Linked DNA regions of Mus musculus: region 2 is linked to region 1. A link is a loop called in an ENCODE intact Hi-C map of the cell type or tissue named here. Cell type or tissue: gastrocnemius. All regions are shown on one strand.

Region 1 (8,000 bases):
TTTGGGGGTGTTTGCTATGTAGCAACTGATAACTAATACAAACCCTAAACCCATATATAAATCTTAACATATCCTTTGTGACAATTTTCAGTACCTAGAAGGATATTATCATGGACATATATGACGCTGGCCAGTGTCTGAACCTCTTTTCCGGTGTTGAGGACCTTCTGTGTCAAGGGTCCCTTTCCCACTAGGATAGTATGCTCTTGACCACTCCATGTCAGGACATAGTCAGAAGATGAGATGTCAGATACTCAGTGGATACTGTCTGGAAGATGAGCTCTGAGGACTCCAGGCACTGCAGGGCTATCCTGAGCCAAAAGCATCCATCAGTTGGCATCCCTATAACACTTGGTTTAATCTGTCATAGGCACGGGATGCCTGCTTTCCAACTGTGAAATATGGATGAATGGTGTGGAGATCAGAAGTCAGAAATTGGAGGGGCTGACGTAAAGGTGACACTCGGGGCTGATTTCTGTTCCATTCAGGGCCTGGGCCTAATGTTTTTGACCTTTGTTTTTCTGGTTGTCCAGATTTCTAGTCAATTCTGAGAACCATCCAATAATGTCCATTAGGGTCTGTGTCTGCTGAGGACAGCCAGATTCGGCTCTTATTGTCACTGAGAAAATCAGCAGATGTGGACGAACAGAAATATTGTAATATACGATAAAGATGGAAAATTCTAGGCCCAGGAAGAGCGAACAAGTTCATGGCTAATGGATTTTTACACATTGTCTATGTACAATTATAATATTTTGTAATAATTTACTTTTAATTATACATTTTAATTGTCTATCATTGAAACATTTTTATGACATCCTTTCATGTCTTTAGGTAATGATTTGGACAGTGCTATAATTATTGGAGAGCCTCTTTTCATTTAGTACATCATAGTCATTTTTCCGTGTCAGTTAAACCACATTTTAAAAAGGCCATAAAATCTTTGTTTCAGTGTGTGCCCATGCAAGCGGCCTCTAGGGAGTGTGTCTGAAATTGGGCCTGAGATCCACCGACTAGCTTGAGAGGGGTGGGGAATGGTGCCTTTATCTAATTGCTTGGCTCTCTTTTGGCAATTCCACTGCCAGAAAGGGAGGCTTTTAGAGGAAAAACAAGAAAAATTGCACAGATAGGCAGCGTGTGCTTCTGTAACCGTAATCCCATTATGAGGTATATGGATAATTTCTTCAACTAGTCTCTTCATGTTGGGCATTTCAGTTACTTCCATGCATTCCCTTACCATGAATATTTCCGCACTTCCCTTTTGTTGCTCGGCTTTTACTTTTCACTCTCTGCTTATTAATAAGTAAGGGTATGCGTGTGCATATGTGTGTGTGCTCCCAAATATAGAGAGGCCAGAGTCGGCTTCAGGTGTTTTTCTTCAGGAGCTATCCACTTTAGGTTTTGAAACAGGATCTCTTACTGTTCTGGAACTTACCCAGTAAGCTAGATTTGCTTGTCATCCAGCCCCCCCAGGGACGCTCTTGTCTCTGTCTCTCCACTGGGATTACAAGTGTGGGCCACCGCACCCCACTTTTTAATCGGGACTTGAACTCCGGTTTTCAAGGTTGTACAGCAAACACTTTACCAACCGAGCCATCTCCGGAGTCTGGTTTTTAATTTTTTGAACGGAGAAGTCAAAAGGTACGGTTATCTTATCTACCACACTGATATCCCCAAAGGTTCTCTGCTTCTGCTGATGTGGGAAAGTGCCGTTTTACAATGTTCCCTTACAGTTCATTAATCTGTTGACACCGACTGGAGGACAACCAGTTTCTCCAAGAAAAAGATTTTGACAAGGTTTCAGAAGGTTCCATTCCCTTAACAGTGCCTAGGGTATGTAAAAAGTTCTAAGTGCCCTGACAGAAAAATTTCATGACTAAAATCTTTTTTTCTTAATATTTATTTATTTATTATTTATATAAGTACACTGTAGTTGTCTTCAGACACACCAGAGGGGCCATCAGACCCCAGTACAGATGGTTGTGAGTCACCATGTGGTTGCTGGGAATTGAACTCAGGACCTCTGGAAGAGCAATCGGTGCTCTTAACTGCTGAGCCGTCTCACCAGTCCATGTGTAAAATCTTAATGAATGTCAAGGTTGTTTGATGAGGCTTGGAGCCCGTGGGGTCCATCTTGGCTACCAATATGTAGAACATGGCTTCCATTGAACTCCTTTTATTTTAGTATAAACGAAAGTTTTAGTGTTTTTTAAATTCAGTGGCGTCATGTAAACATGCTGTGATTTGTTAAAAAAAATGTAGAGCCGAGGTTAGAGTTATGGGGCATTTTATTACTAATGAACAATGGAGTGTCTAGTGTGGGTAATTTAAGATGGAAATTAGGCAGAAGGACTGCTACAACTGGCTAGGCGCTATGTCCATGGGAGTCTTCGATTAAGTCACCATTGACCCATTCGCTTCAAAAACAAAATAACTAGTTCTCTATTAACCAACCATTCCATGCTTATACGGTCCAATCAGAGCCAGCATATCATCTCCGGAAGCTAACACAGCATCGGAATCTGTACCATGTAGATTATGGGAGTGAAGCCTGATTTTTGCCGGGCTAAGGAAAGGGTAGGTTAAACAAAGGGAAGTGCCGAAAACAGACTAGTAATGCTATGTGGGGGTCAGAGAGCAACACTTGGCAAATTGTGCCACACGGGTTGACCAAGCACTCTACTGAGAATTGCAAAGTAGGAAGTCTCCTTTTTTAAAACTCTGCTGACCTCAGTAAATATTTCCATGTTTAAAAAAAAATGGGCATAATTCTCTGCTACCTAACAAAGAGGCCTATGATGAGAATTAATGAGCTTATAAAATGTTTTGACGTCTGTCTCCAGAAGCCCTTCCTAAACGCTCACACAGTTCGCATTCCTGCCCTTTGACGATCTGCCCGTCTTGATTGGTATTCCTAACGTGGCTGTTTCTCCCCCATTAAGTTCACTCGGACTCCTCATAAATTAATTAATTAACGAGAGGGTCACTCATGAAGCGGGAGACTTCGCCTTCAGAAATGGTTTCCAAGGGCCCTTTATTGACCCGCTAGCTAGGCGGTAAGGCGTTAGAAACCCCGGGCTCAGCTCCCGGCGGCGCAGCAGGGCTCGATTGCTCTCGCCTGGGCGCGCTGCGGCCTCCCGGCGGCTGAGGGGGACGGCCCGTCGAGACGCGACGAGGCCGCCGGTCGGCGCAGCTAGGATCCCGCAGCCACCGGAGGCCCGCGGCCGAACCCGCGCCCGCGTCCTCGCCCGCGCCGGCGAGCCCCAGGCCGCGGAGAAGGCCGTCCGCGCGCGCACCAGGCCCGCCCCTCGCGCCGCGGCCCGCCTCCTCGCCTGGCGCCGCCCGCGCGCAGCGTCTCGCGCCGCCCGCCCGCTCGCTCGCCCGCCGGGAAACAGCCGCGAGAGCAGCGGCCGCCGCGGCCGCTCGCACCTCCTCGCAGTCTCTCTTCCCCGCTTCACCGCGTCGCCCAGGGCCGCGCGCCCTTCCGCCCGCTCCCCTCGCTGTCCCACCGCATCGCTCCCGGTCGCGTGCCCGCCAGCGCCTGGCCAACGCTCCCTCGCGCCCGCCCGCGGTCGGTCTCCTCAACCGCCGCGCTCCGCCGGGCCGCGCGGCCCGCCGCCTGCTTCCGGGGCGGGCGGACTCTGGGCGCCTGGTGCCGGCGGCCGCAGCGACAGCGCCCCCGGGAAGCGCAGGAGGAAGCAGGGACGAGTGGAGGTGCCGCAGGCTGAGTCGCGGCCGGGATGTCCGGGCAGCCGCCGCCACCGCCGCCGCAACAGCAGCCGCCGCCGCCGCCGCCCGCCGCCGGGGCCCCGGGCTCCGGAGTCGCCCTGCCCGCGGCCGCGGCCGCCAGCGCCGGCTCCTCCCCGGCCGGCTCGCCCGGTGGAGGCTTGGGGGCCGCAGCGGCCGCCCTGCTGCTCCACCCGCCGCCGCCGCCGCCGCCTCCCCCGGCCACCGCCGCGCCGCCGCCCCCCGCCTCGGCGGCCGCCCCCGCCACCGCGCCGCCCGGCCTGGCGGTGGGCCCCGGCCCGGCCGCAGGCGTCCCGGTCCCGGGCCTGGCGGCGGGCAGCAGCGCCGCTGCCCCTTTCCCGCACGGCGACTCGGCCCTCAACGAGCAGGAGAAGGAGCTGCAGAGGCGGCTGAAGCGCCTCTACCCGGCTGTGGATGAGCAGGAGACGCCGCTGCCCCGGTCCTGGAGCCCGAAGGACAAGTTCAGCTACATCGGCCTCTCGCAGAACAACCTGCGGGTGCACTACAAAGGTACGGGGCGCGGGGTCCGGCGGAGAGATCGGACGGTGCGGGGCGAGGCTCTGGGCGAGGGAAGGTGAGAGTGGGGTCCCAGGTGGGAAGGAGCTGGGATCCCTAGGCCCGGAGCTGGACGCTTTGAGGGAATCCGGGATGACCAGACACATCGCACCTTCTGATTTCCTGGAGATAAATCTATGGGCCGGAGTTGGGTTACATTGTTCTCCAGGTGGAGGGTCAGGCCATCTCCTCTTACGCAGCAGGGGTGAGAGGCACGATTCCGAGGTACAGTTTCTAATTAAGGGAGAACAGAGATCCACAGGAGGGGGAGGGAGGCGTGATCAGTGGAGGATTTGTCCCAAATTAGGCCAGAGATTGTCTAGGGGGACAAAAGGACAAGGGGCCCAAGTTGGCCATCATTGCACCTTACTGAAAGCAACTGGGAGAGGAACCTCAGGATTCCCTGTTTTCTTCGGGGAGCAGACCCCCCCCCCCTCCGGATTGGAAATGCCCCGTGTTTCCGGGTTGGTGTTACATGAAGTTTTGTTGAAAACAAGGGTTTTAAAACATACCGATTAGCATTTTCAAAAACAAAAAACAAAAAAAAAAAAACCAAAACTGGCTTATATTTTGCACCTGCAGTTAACAAAGTTAACCACCTTAGGCTGCTGCTTTCTCCCATCCCCACTTTTTCCTAGGTTAAAACAAAGCTTTAAGCAAACTGGTTGTATAGAAGATTATAAATGCCAGTAAGGGGTTTTTGAAATGTAGCTCAGATTAATGGCATACGTCAAGTTTAGCTGTGTGGAAGGGGCAAAGAAAAAAATGCAGTGGTATCAGTTTGAACACAGTCGGTGTTTTAGGCCCTAAATCTAAAGCAGAGGATTTTACATTCTAAGCAGGCTCATTTTGATTGGCTCTAAAGGAAGGGTCTTTGGCTCCTAGTGAGGATATAAACAACCTTGCTGTAAGATTCTGAAAGAATTCAGAACAGGGTTTGCGAAGACTCTTGACAAATCGGCTACTATTTAATTAGAAACGCTTATGGCAACAGAAATCTGCTGAATGCTTTGGCTGTAAAGAATCTACACAAAGATGGGCCTTGTTGAACATTCCTTTTTATTCTTGCCATAGATCCAAAGAAGTACTTATTATTTTGAACGTTATGTTCCTTGGTGTAAGTGGCTGAAAATTTCAAAATACTGAAGTTTTTTTTTTCTTCTTCCTTTCAGTTAGGACATTTTGTTGCTTTCCTTGTAGATTGTTACTTAATTTTGTTTTTAAATTTGTGTGAACAGTGAGTGCTATGTTATGAAGTGTTTACTTCTGTTTTGGCAGCCAGAATGCTTTTGTTAGATTTGACAAAACTTTATTATTTTAAATTTGTAGTTTATAGTAAATAAAAAGCTTGTAAAGGCAGAGACTGTGTGTGTAGGGGAGATTAGTGAACAAAGAATCCTAGCTTTCCTGAGTTCTAGCAGTCACTGGTGATACTAGGTATGTCACAAGAGAGGGCCTCAGCCTCTTCTGAGTGATGTGGGAGTCCAGCTGGGTACTCGGTAAGGAATTTTCGCTTAAAACTCGTGATTATGGCTTACTTAGCCTTGTGATACACCTTGCTTAGTCGTGTTTACTTCTTTTATGTAAAATGAATCATCTGGGCCAGAGCCAAATGCATGCTTGTGTGCTTGGGGTTCCAATGTTAGGATACTGTTGTCGCAGTTACTCTTTCTGTCGGCCTTTTTATTACACTGTGTTGTGTAACATTGAGATTCACTTTCTGGAAACCTCGCTGTTTCATAAACATAGAGCATGGGTTCTGGAGGACAGATTCGCTGTTGTCATCCCTCTCCCCATTTTTCTCTCCTCTTTGTCTCCCTTTCCAGAATTACAAAGACTGTCTCTTTTCCAAGCCTTCATCTAGCCTTGTTATTTAAAGTCTGTGCTTTCTGTCATTGCTGTTTTTCCTGTGTGTCTCAGCAGCAAAAGGTGGTGCTGTAGGTAGTGAATAGTAAAACTTATAAAACACATTTAAGGGGAGATGTTTTATGTAATGTATTCTTGTGTTCTTGTTTCCTTAACATGAAAAGTTACTATTTGTATTTTTCTGTGTTATAAAATTTTAAAAGGTTGATCATACTTGTTTCCAAGAATTATCATTTATTTCTTTTCCTCTGAACACATCCTGTGTTTAAAATGTTTTTCTAAATTGGGAATGCTGATTATCGAAGCAGCTTATCTTTAGTGATCTGAAGGCACTGTGTTAACATTGATAGATGGCTAGATAAAGTGCATTGAATTACAGAAGAGTCTCAGTATCTATAGAACAGTGTATGTTGAGTTCTTTCCTTTTTACACTGTGTGTGTGTGTGTGTGTGTGTGTGTTCGTTCCTGTCTGTGTGGCATGGTACAGGTGTGGAGCTCAGAGGACAGCTTGTGGGAGTGGGTTTTCTCTTTCTTCCATGTGGGTCCTAGGGATCTAATCCAGGTCATCAGGCTTGTTGGCACGTGTCCTTACACTTGGGGATAGCCCTCTTATTTTAAAAAGTTGTCAGTATTAATTTTTAAAGTGACAGGTTTAGACTTAATAATAACTTTATTTTTGATGAATATTAAAGAAACATTTAAAGACTATGATATTGGATTTGGTGAGCCTAATGTTTTAATACCCAATTTCATCACTCACCCCCCCCCCCACCCCAACCCCTCCCCTCTATCAGGATGCTTTACAGAGACTAACAGATCCTACCCAAGTCTGTGTGTTAACTGGGAAGGTGTGTCGAACCTGAAGGTTAGAATTTTCAAGTCACAAGTTACCTAGGACTGAAAATTAATTTTGTGGGGCTGAAGAGTCAGCTCATCTGTTACGAGCACTTGTTGAGCTTACAGAGGACTTGGGTTTAATTCCTAGCACTGACATGGTGGCTCACAGCCATCCTTAACTACAGTTCCAGGGAATCTGATGCCCTCTTCTGACCTCTCTGGGCACCAGGAACACATACATGAATGTGGGGAGAACACTTCTACACACAAAAAAATAAGTACATTTTTTAAAACTTTAAAGAAATGTAATTTTTGCTGTCACCAAATTTTGTGATCTTTGTTTCATTCTTACTACATCTTTCCATTTGTGTACGTTAATCTCATTTCTGAAAGACACTTGACATCAAGGGTGTTTCTGAAACTAGGGGAAAGGTGAACTGAGATTTAGTAATGCTTCAGAAAAGGTGGGCACTTTATACTCCTGCCTTAAAATGCTTAGGACAGATGTCAAAGAATTGAACCTTGGTAGACCAAGGAAGTGATGAAATGGTGAATTATACCTTTTAACTGAAGCATCTTTAACAATATCTTAATAAGTAGATACTGTTTTTAGTTGGCTTGGTCAGGGGTCGTATGTACACCTGAGTGCATGTGCCCTGGTGTCCAGAAGAGGGTATTGGATTCCCCTGGAGCTGGAGTTACAGGCAGTTGTGACCCACTTGGTATAGGTGCTAAGAACCAAACTCTGGTCCTGGAAGAGTGTCAAGCTCTCTTCAGTTGCTGAGCCATCTCCCCAAGTCCCAGCAGTTACTACTTTTTAACCCTTACTAAAAATACCATCACTGAACATTTTTGTAGTTTTTTTCCTTACTACCTTTTTTTATGTATGTGTGTGCATGCAGGCTTATGTGTGGTTGCATGTTATAGGCATGCACATGTGGAGGTCAAGGAACAACTTGAAAAGTTGGTTTTCTTTCTTGTTGTTGGTCCTAGGG
Region 2 (8,000 bases), 66 kb before region 1:
GGCGTAGCATTCTTCATGTTAAGACATTAAGCTACACACACCTAGAAGGGCACAAGAAATAACTCACAGTGACTGTTCAGAGTGTGCACTGCTGAGCGCAGCAAGATGAGAACGTTCCCAGCCCTGGAAATCCTGCCCAGCCTCCTGCCAGTTCCTCCTCTCAGGAGGAAACCACGACCCTGGATGATTAAACCTCCACTGAACCAGTCTCGCCCATCCTAGACCTCTGTTTGATGGATGCCTTTCAATAAGAGAACTTCTGTTTTCATTGTCGATGATGCTGTATTAATATGCACATCATTCTAATGTGTGGATAGGAGGACTTCCAAGTCTGCAGAGTTAGGATAGGCAGTTATATAAAATACCCCCTTTCCTACCAAAGGCAAATAGATAAATAAGTAAATAGTATTTCCTTTTAAGTTTTTTTATGTTTAGGAGCGTTTTCCCTGTATGTATGTCTGTGCGCCACTTATGTGCCCTGTCCACAGTGGCCAGAAAAAGGTGTCAGATCCTCTGGAATTGGGGTTACAGATGGTTGTAAGCTACTGGGTGGGTGCTGGGAACCAAACCTTGGTCCTCTTAACCACTATGCCATCTCTCCAGCCCCATTTTTTTTGTGTATATGTACGATGTGTGTGTATGTGCATGTGTGTGCTCCACAGTATTCAGACCTTGTGGGGCTGGGTTTCTCCTTTCACCTGTCCATGGGTTTTGGAGATCGAATTCAGGCTGTCAGGCTTGCACGACCAATGCATTACCCACCGAGCAATCCACCAGCCCACTTCCTGTGTCTTTAAAGTGTGGTGTGTGGCTTAGGGGCATGCTGTCTTGGCATCTTGCTTTCATCTTTAGTCTTAGTGAAGCCCTGTACGGAAGAGCCATTTGTTGCCTGCTGAGTTACAGGTGTCCTTGAACTTGGCTCGTAGGGGGCAGAATTGCAGAAAGGAAAAGGGAAGGAGGAATTAAAAGGAAGACAGGGTCCCTGAATGCAGATGTGTGTGTCACAAACAGTTGTTCCTCATTTGATGTGACCCCCCCAAGAGGACGTCAGACTGCTCTCCCAGTCTGCACATGCATTAATGGGATGACTGTAAACGGGGTTTTTGTTTGTTTAGTTGGTTGGTTTTGTTTTTAGTTTTTTGAGACGAAGTCTGACTTTATATAGCCTTGGCTAGTATTTGACTTTATAGACTTTATAGTCTAGGCTAGCCTCAAATTCATTGCACAGTCCTCCTGCCTCAATGTCCCGAGAGCAGAGAGCGCAGGCTGCAGCACCCACCCAGCTCAGGTGGTTCCGTGTTGTGTATATAGTCGCATTGTGGTAATGAGGCCATTGGTGAGCTTGGGCTTAAATGTTTACCTCTGTCACGTGTCCTTGACTTTTCTTCTTTTTACTGTGTTTTTAGAAAATAAAACTTGAACTGCACCAGTTAAAGCAACAAGTGATGGTAAGTTCCCCTTTCTGTCCTCTGGCATATATGAAAGTGAAAGTATATATACTTATTAGTAGATTAAAGTCACAAGTACAATATAGGTACTGGAAAACTCAGCTCTATGTGGAATATGCATAATATACTTCCAAAGCACACGTCAGGTGATGTTTTGACGACCCGTGTCTGTGGCCACATTCGTTAACAAGATTGCATTGTGGGAATATTTTGCTTTCTTAAGATATGGTCTCCCTGTGAGCAACTCCAGCTCTCCAGCTCCCTCTGTGTCTCTTGCGTGTGGGAGCTTACAGGCCTCTGCCACCAGGCCTGCTAAATCATTGTAAACCAAAACTCCTCTAAAGTAGCCTTCCCTGAGACCCGTCTCGGAGAGGGTGGCTCTGTAGGATTCTATGCGGGTTAGATGGTTGCTAGCCCAGCATTTGGTTACTTCAGGAAAGAGCAGTGGTGTTAGAAAAGATGTAGATGAGCCTTAGTGAGAAACCTTCTGCTGACTATTTGTTCCTTTGGTCAATCTTTACTTTCTAAAATGCTCTAGATAATTTTATTCACACATCATAAGCAGTTGAGCCCTACGGGTAGTGCTGACATTTGGGTCAAAGGGGACTGTGCAGATAACCACAAGGGCTAGACACAGAGCTGATTGGAGACGTGGCTGACCCTGAGTCCCAGGACACCAGGAGGCCTGGCTCCATGTCTCTGACCAGCTCCCATGGGAGAAGCAGCGGGCAGTCCCAAGCTTAAGTCTCAGAAGGCTCAGATCTCTTACCGTGGCTTCTTATTCTCTTTGTCCTCTGCCCTCTGACCAGGATGAAGTGACCAAAGTCCGGACAGATACCAAATTAAACTTCAATCTAGAAAAAAGCAGAGTAAAAGAACTGGTATGTTCCTTTATTAAAAGTAAATCATTAATTTATTTCTTTTTAGACTGGAATGCTTGTTGAAGTCTTACTCTTATATGCAAGACACAAATATCATTAGACACTTGTAAGAGTTCACAACTTGATTTTAAATTCTAATTGCATTCTAGATCAGGACTTAAATTTAGTTTCACAAGTAACATTTAAATTAAAACGTCAAACAGAATTTGAAACTTTTATTTCAAAGATAATAGAGTGTATGTTACACAGATGTTTATAAGACAGTTACACTCAGTCGTAATCTATTAAATGCTGATTTAATCCCCACAGCCCTAACTGAAGTTAGCTGATTTTATGACTTAGGTAATATTACCATCATATTACATTCTACATTGAACTTTGATAAAGCTTATTTCTACATTGTCTTTTAAATGATATGAGTAGTTGTGTGTTTCAATAGATAGATGTTGCGTTATTCTGGTGGGGTTGGTTGGTTGGTTTTTGTTTTGTTTAGCTTTTTCGCAGTTCTGAGACTCAGACTCTAGGCTTCATACTTTCTACTGTGATACCAGTGACACAGAACCCCCGACCCCTCACCCCCCCCACACACACTCTCTTTCCCTGGGCTACAGTACCCCTCCACACTCTATTGACTTTTTATTCCTGTCTGAGTTCTCCCATCTTCTTGCTCAGACCCTCCTTAGCTTGAGTAACATTAAAGGTACCTTTGTTACTTGTGGCGTAAGAAGGCTAGGGCGTGTGGAGCGTTTTTTTTTTTGTTTGTTTGTTTGTTTGTTTTTTTTTTTTTTTTTTTTTTTTTGCAGTAGCAAGACACGGCTCCCATGCAGAGGAAACCGCACAGCTCTTCCTGCTCTGGTCACTGCTGAGTTCGTCTTCAGTCCTTATGTCCCAGTGATGCCTGAAGCTAGAACTCAGACAAGTGTGTGATCGCATCTGAACTGCCTTGCATTTCAGCGGTTACACTGAGCTTTGTTACCCGGAATAATGGCTGTCTCTAACGTGATGCTGTGGGGTCCCAAGGATCTAGTCACGTAGCCTATAGAAAGCTTCCGTGAACTCCTTGACTAGTGTCTAAAAGAGAAACTCTTTGCTAGGTTTTGCTGTAATTCACTTGGTTTAGGAAGGTAGTGACGTGGTTGTGCAGAACCGGGGTGGAAAGAAATATATCTCAGAGACTGGGAGAGCTCCAGGGAGTAGAGATGCATAAAAAGTAGAGGATTTACCAAGGGAGGGAGCCGGCATCAGTGCCCTGAAGCACAAGGCAGGGCTGCGTGGCACCACTAATAAATGTCTGAGCTCCGTAATGCAGACGCAGACAAGGGATTGGAATTCTTTATCTTTTTGGTAAATTAGGACTAAGGTTGTGACTCGGTGGAAGAGCACTTAACTGGGCATGTGCAGAGCTCTGGGCTTGATACTCAACACAGCCAACAAAAAAATAGGCTGTGGTAATATTTACAGCAGATTTCTACAGCTGGTCCAGAGGTCCAGGAGATAGAGCCACAGATATGTGGTTTTTTTTCAATTGTGACATTGTGGAGATGTAGGCCTTTCTTTTCCCTGAGTATTTGCTGCACACTGCACTCTGCCCTCTGCTGGTGATCTGAGGAATTGCACTGATCTGAAACCCAACTTATGTAATCAGCTAGGTTCCTTGGTCACGGGCTGGTCCTTAGTTCAGGGTTCCAGAGTTCGGGGGCGTGTTTTTACTTCTGACCACTGCATTTTTCCATTGATTGCTCCAGTAGTTTGAAGACAATATTTTATAGGTATAAATTTTTAGGTACTTGAAGGGCATCTAACATTTTTCCTGATAACATTGTTGTCTTTAAACTACAGGTTGTACAGGTTGCCCTTTGCTAAGTTAGATACTAATGCTCATTACTATGGAAACATGTCTGATTTTTATTTTATTGTCAACAGAGCAGTACTAAGTTTTTTTTCCTAGCATTAATAGCTAACAGCTTTCAGGGACGTTGGGCTGCGGTTTCCCACAGCAGAGATTCTTTTGAGTGTTGTTAAGACAGCCTGGGAAGCCTTGCTGGGTCTCGTGCATCCATGTTATTCTTTACAGCAGTAATATATCTTGTTACAGAGTTATATTTCTTGAGCTATTTTTTCCCAATATTATACTGCTTCTATAAATGTCAGTGATGTCTGTCATACTTGTAGTTATGGGAGTATCATTCCTAAATTAAATGGTGCCCCTCCCCTTTATCAGCCCTTCCAAACCCGAAGGCACATAGATCTACACCCATATTCATGGGACTCAAGAAATGCTGTTCTAATCGTAGGCAGGACCCAGTGATGTCACAGCCAAGAGATTTTAAAAAAATAAAATAAAACAAGAAAGAGAGAAGAGAAGTGGAAAGGGGCCACACACCACACCATCAATGCCTTGGTTTCTTTCTGGTGCTGTGAGAAACACCATAACCAAAGGCAGCCTGGGGAGGACAGGGTTTATTTCCGTTTACAGCCTGTAGTCACCATCGGAGGAAGTCGGGGCAGAGACCTGGAGGCAGGAGCTGATGCGGAGGCCATGGAGGGATGCTGCTTACTGGCTTGTTCCCCATGGCTTGCTCAGCTTGCTTTCTTAGAGAACCCAACCATCAACACAGTGAACTGGGCCTTCCACATCAATCATGAAAACGCCCCCCAGGCCAGCCTGGTGAGCCATTCTCACAACGGAGGATCCGTCTTCCCAATGACTCTAGCTGTGCCCGGGTGATATTAAGCCAGCCACACAGTCAGTGAATATAAGAAGCTTAAACTTCAGAGAAAGAGCAGGCGGGCAACAGTGATCAGGGTGTCGGTCTCCTGTTAGATGTTCCAGGACACAGTGAGGACTGCGTGTTTAAGGCACCGGAAGGAATGGATGAGACTCTAAGCATGCCGCATGTTTGTTTCAGTACTCGCTGAACGAGAAGAAGATGCTGGAACTGAGGACTGAAATAGTGTCGCTGGTAAGGACTTAGGTTGGATTTTCTGCTACTGTTTTCGTCTTTGCCTCTCCCTGTGCTTAGTTTTTAACCAACGTCTGGCATGTCACAGGACGATGTGCACATTTAGTTGGGGATCTTTTTCTTTGTAAAATATATGCATGAGTTACCAGTTACCATGAATAACAATTTTATGTGCATAATTTAGTATCATGTTTTAAAGATGCGTGTGTGTGTGTGTGTGTGTGTGTCTGTGTGTGTGTGTGTTTCTTTCTGTATATATTACATAGCTTAGCAGGAGAGTGTGTCTGTAGCTTATGGGATGGGTGATACCCATATTGTGTTGCCTGGGGCCTGTGCTTCCAGATCATCTGTAAGACAAGAGGACCTTTCTCTGGAATGGCTTCATTTCCTCATTATTTGCCCACATTGGTATCCATAAGAAACTACTTGTGCTTGAATTTTTAGTAAAATATTCTCAGTGTTTATACGCATCAGGATAACAGCCAGGGTCAGTGCCCACTGAGGGTTAGATGTGCTGCCTGGAGTTGCCTTATGTTTGGAGAAGGACATAAATCAGCCCCTGGTAGCTGTGCCTCATGTTAATAAAATACTTGATGTCTGACCTGTGCGAGAAGACAGCCTGGAACAATGTGACTAGAAATAGTATCAAGACAGCACTGTCGCTGTCAGATCTAAGGCCGTGTTCATGTGTCGGCAGAACTTTTGAGTCCACCGTCCCCTTCAGGGGCTAGCCAGGGACCACACATCAGTACCATCAAGGCCAGTCTGGCCTCCTAACGCCACAGCAGCTTAAGCAGTCTCTGGTTCTCAAAACCTTTTTCATGGAGGTCATCACCCTTGAGTCTCTGGATAGCTCTTACAGGGCAAGACCAGTGATGGGCTGTTGGTTTGTTTCATTTCTAATCCCCTTTTTCCAAACAGAACAAAACTGAGACAGGGGACATTAAGGGCCCTGGGCAGTGCACTGTGACCTGAGGACATCAGAGCCAAGACTAAGTCCCAGCTCCAATTCTCAAACCAGGACTACTCGCACTGAGAAAGAGCTCCGGGTCGGAGCACCAGGGACCCCAGCGGTACCCACAAGACTCTAATGTTCTCAACCCCTTTGCTTTAAAAGCATGCCCAGCAAGACAGAGCCCTGACTCAGACAGACCGGAAGATAGAGACGGAGGTGGCTGGCCTCAAGACGATGCTGGAGGCGCACAAGCTTGATACAATCAAATACTTAGCGGGTAAGGCGCTTCACGTCCAAGTATTCCAAACAGTTGAAAAGAACGTGGTCGTTGTCCTTAAGCACGCGGAGGCAGGCTGCACATGGCATTGGCCGACGTTTCTCCTGCTCTCACGGTCTTGTCAGCACACCCTGCGGTTCCCAGTACTCGGGCCTCCTTTAACTTGCAGTTCTCTTCCTTAGTAGTTAAGACACCATTGTACTTTATAACTGATGGGACCTTACCTTTGTGACGATGCTGTCCTTTCTCTATGGTTTAGGGATTCCAGTGAAGTAGTACAGGAAATAGTGTAGAAATAGAATGGAAAGCCTGTGTTCATTGTCCTTCATTGGTGACACTTTAGGGGGACCTCTGTGTGCACCTGCAGAGGCCGGAGGGTGACATGGCTTCCTTGCTGTGTTTCGCAGGGTCTCTCCGGGATCCGGAGCAAGGCTGACTGACGCCTGCAATCCTATATCTGCCCTCTGACCCCCACCCATACACACAGAGCAGAGCCAGCATTCCTGGCTTACGTGCGCAGCTTCTCACAGGGGTTCTGGGGACTCAGAGTCAGCTCGCAGTCACGGAGCCATCTCTCCAGCCACAGGGCAATCTTGTAGAGACGCTGTCTTAGTCAGGGTTTCTATTCCTGCACAAACATCATGACCAAGAAGCAAGTTGGGGAGGAAAGGGTTTATTCGGGTTACACTTCCATACTGCTGTTCATTACCAAGGAAGTCAGGACTGGAACTCAAGCAGGTCAGAAAGCAGGAGCCGATGCAGAGGCCATGGAGGGATGTTCTTTACTGGCTTGCCTCTCCTGGCTTGCTCAGCCTGCTCTCTTATAGAACCCAAGACTACCAGCCCAGAGATGGTCCCACCCACAAGGGGCCTTTCCCCCTTGATCACTAATTGAGAAAACGCCCCACAGCTGGATCTCATGGAGGCATTTCCTCAACTGAAGCTCCTTTCTCTGTGATAACCCCAGCTGTGTCAAGTTGACACAAAACTAGCCAGTACAATTGACCCCTTGTCAACTTGACACACAAACACATCACTAGTAAGCCTCAACCCTTACATTCTTATTCATCCCCAAGATTTAAATAACTTTAAAAGTCCCACAGTCTTTACATATTCTTAAAATTTCAATTTCTTTAAAATATCCATCTCTTTTAAAATCCAAAGTCTTTTTACAATTAAAAGTCTCTTAACTGTGGGCTCCACTAAAACAGTTTCTTCCTTCAAGAGGGAAAATATCAGGGCACAGCCACAATCAAAAGCAAAAGTCAATCTCCAACCGTCCAATGTCTGGGATCCAACTTACGATCTTCTGGGCTCCTCCAAGGGCTTGGGTCACTTCTCCAGCCATGCCCTTTGTAGCACACGCGTCATCCTCTAGGCTCCAGATGCCTGTACTCCACTGCTGCTGCTGCTCTTGGTGGTCATCTCATGGTACTGGCATCTCCAAAACACTGCATGACCCCTTCAGTCCTGGGC

The links. A loop is a pair of places that touch in the nucleus more often than their neighbours do. Peaks named below come from ENCODE experiments on the same cell type or tissue, not always from the same donor. Only the 100,000 strongest peaks of a DNase experiment are listed, where the experiment ranks them.
Region 2: it touches region 1 in a loop (2.7-fold over the local background); 14 of 42 quality-filtered maps call a loop at or near these places.

Annotation. Positions count from the first base shown.
Region 1 is chr13:43,476,669-43,484,668 of GRCm38, reverse strand. Ranbp9 (RAN binding protein 9) reads left to right here and starts at 3,696. Exons shown (of 14, transcript NM_019930.2): 1 at 3,696-4,257. The coding sequence starts at 3,741. In gastrocnemius, a CTCF peak has its summit at 3,695; DNase peaks (open chromatin) are centred at 1,514, 3,312, 4,242 and 4,473; H3K4me3 peaks cover 4,437 bases; H3K27ac peaks cover 4,342 bases.
Region 2 is chr13:43,542,980-43,550,979 of GRCm38, reverse strand. Mcur1 (mitochondrial calcium uniporter regulator 1) reads left to right here. Exons shown (of 9, transcript NM_001081059.3): 5 at 1,407-1,448; 6 at 2,258-2,329; 7 at 5,239-5,292; 8 at 6,410-6,524. Among named protein-coding and RNA genes, the nearest start is that of Mcur1, 13 kb to the left of the region's middle. In gastrocnemius, no CTCF peak of the experiment used is centred here; a DNase peak (open chromatin) is centred at 3,934; H3K27ac peaks cover 327 bases.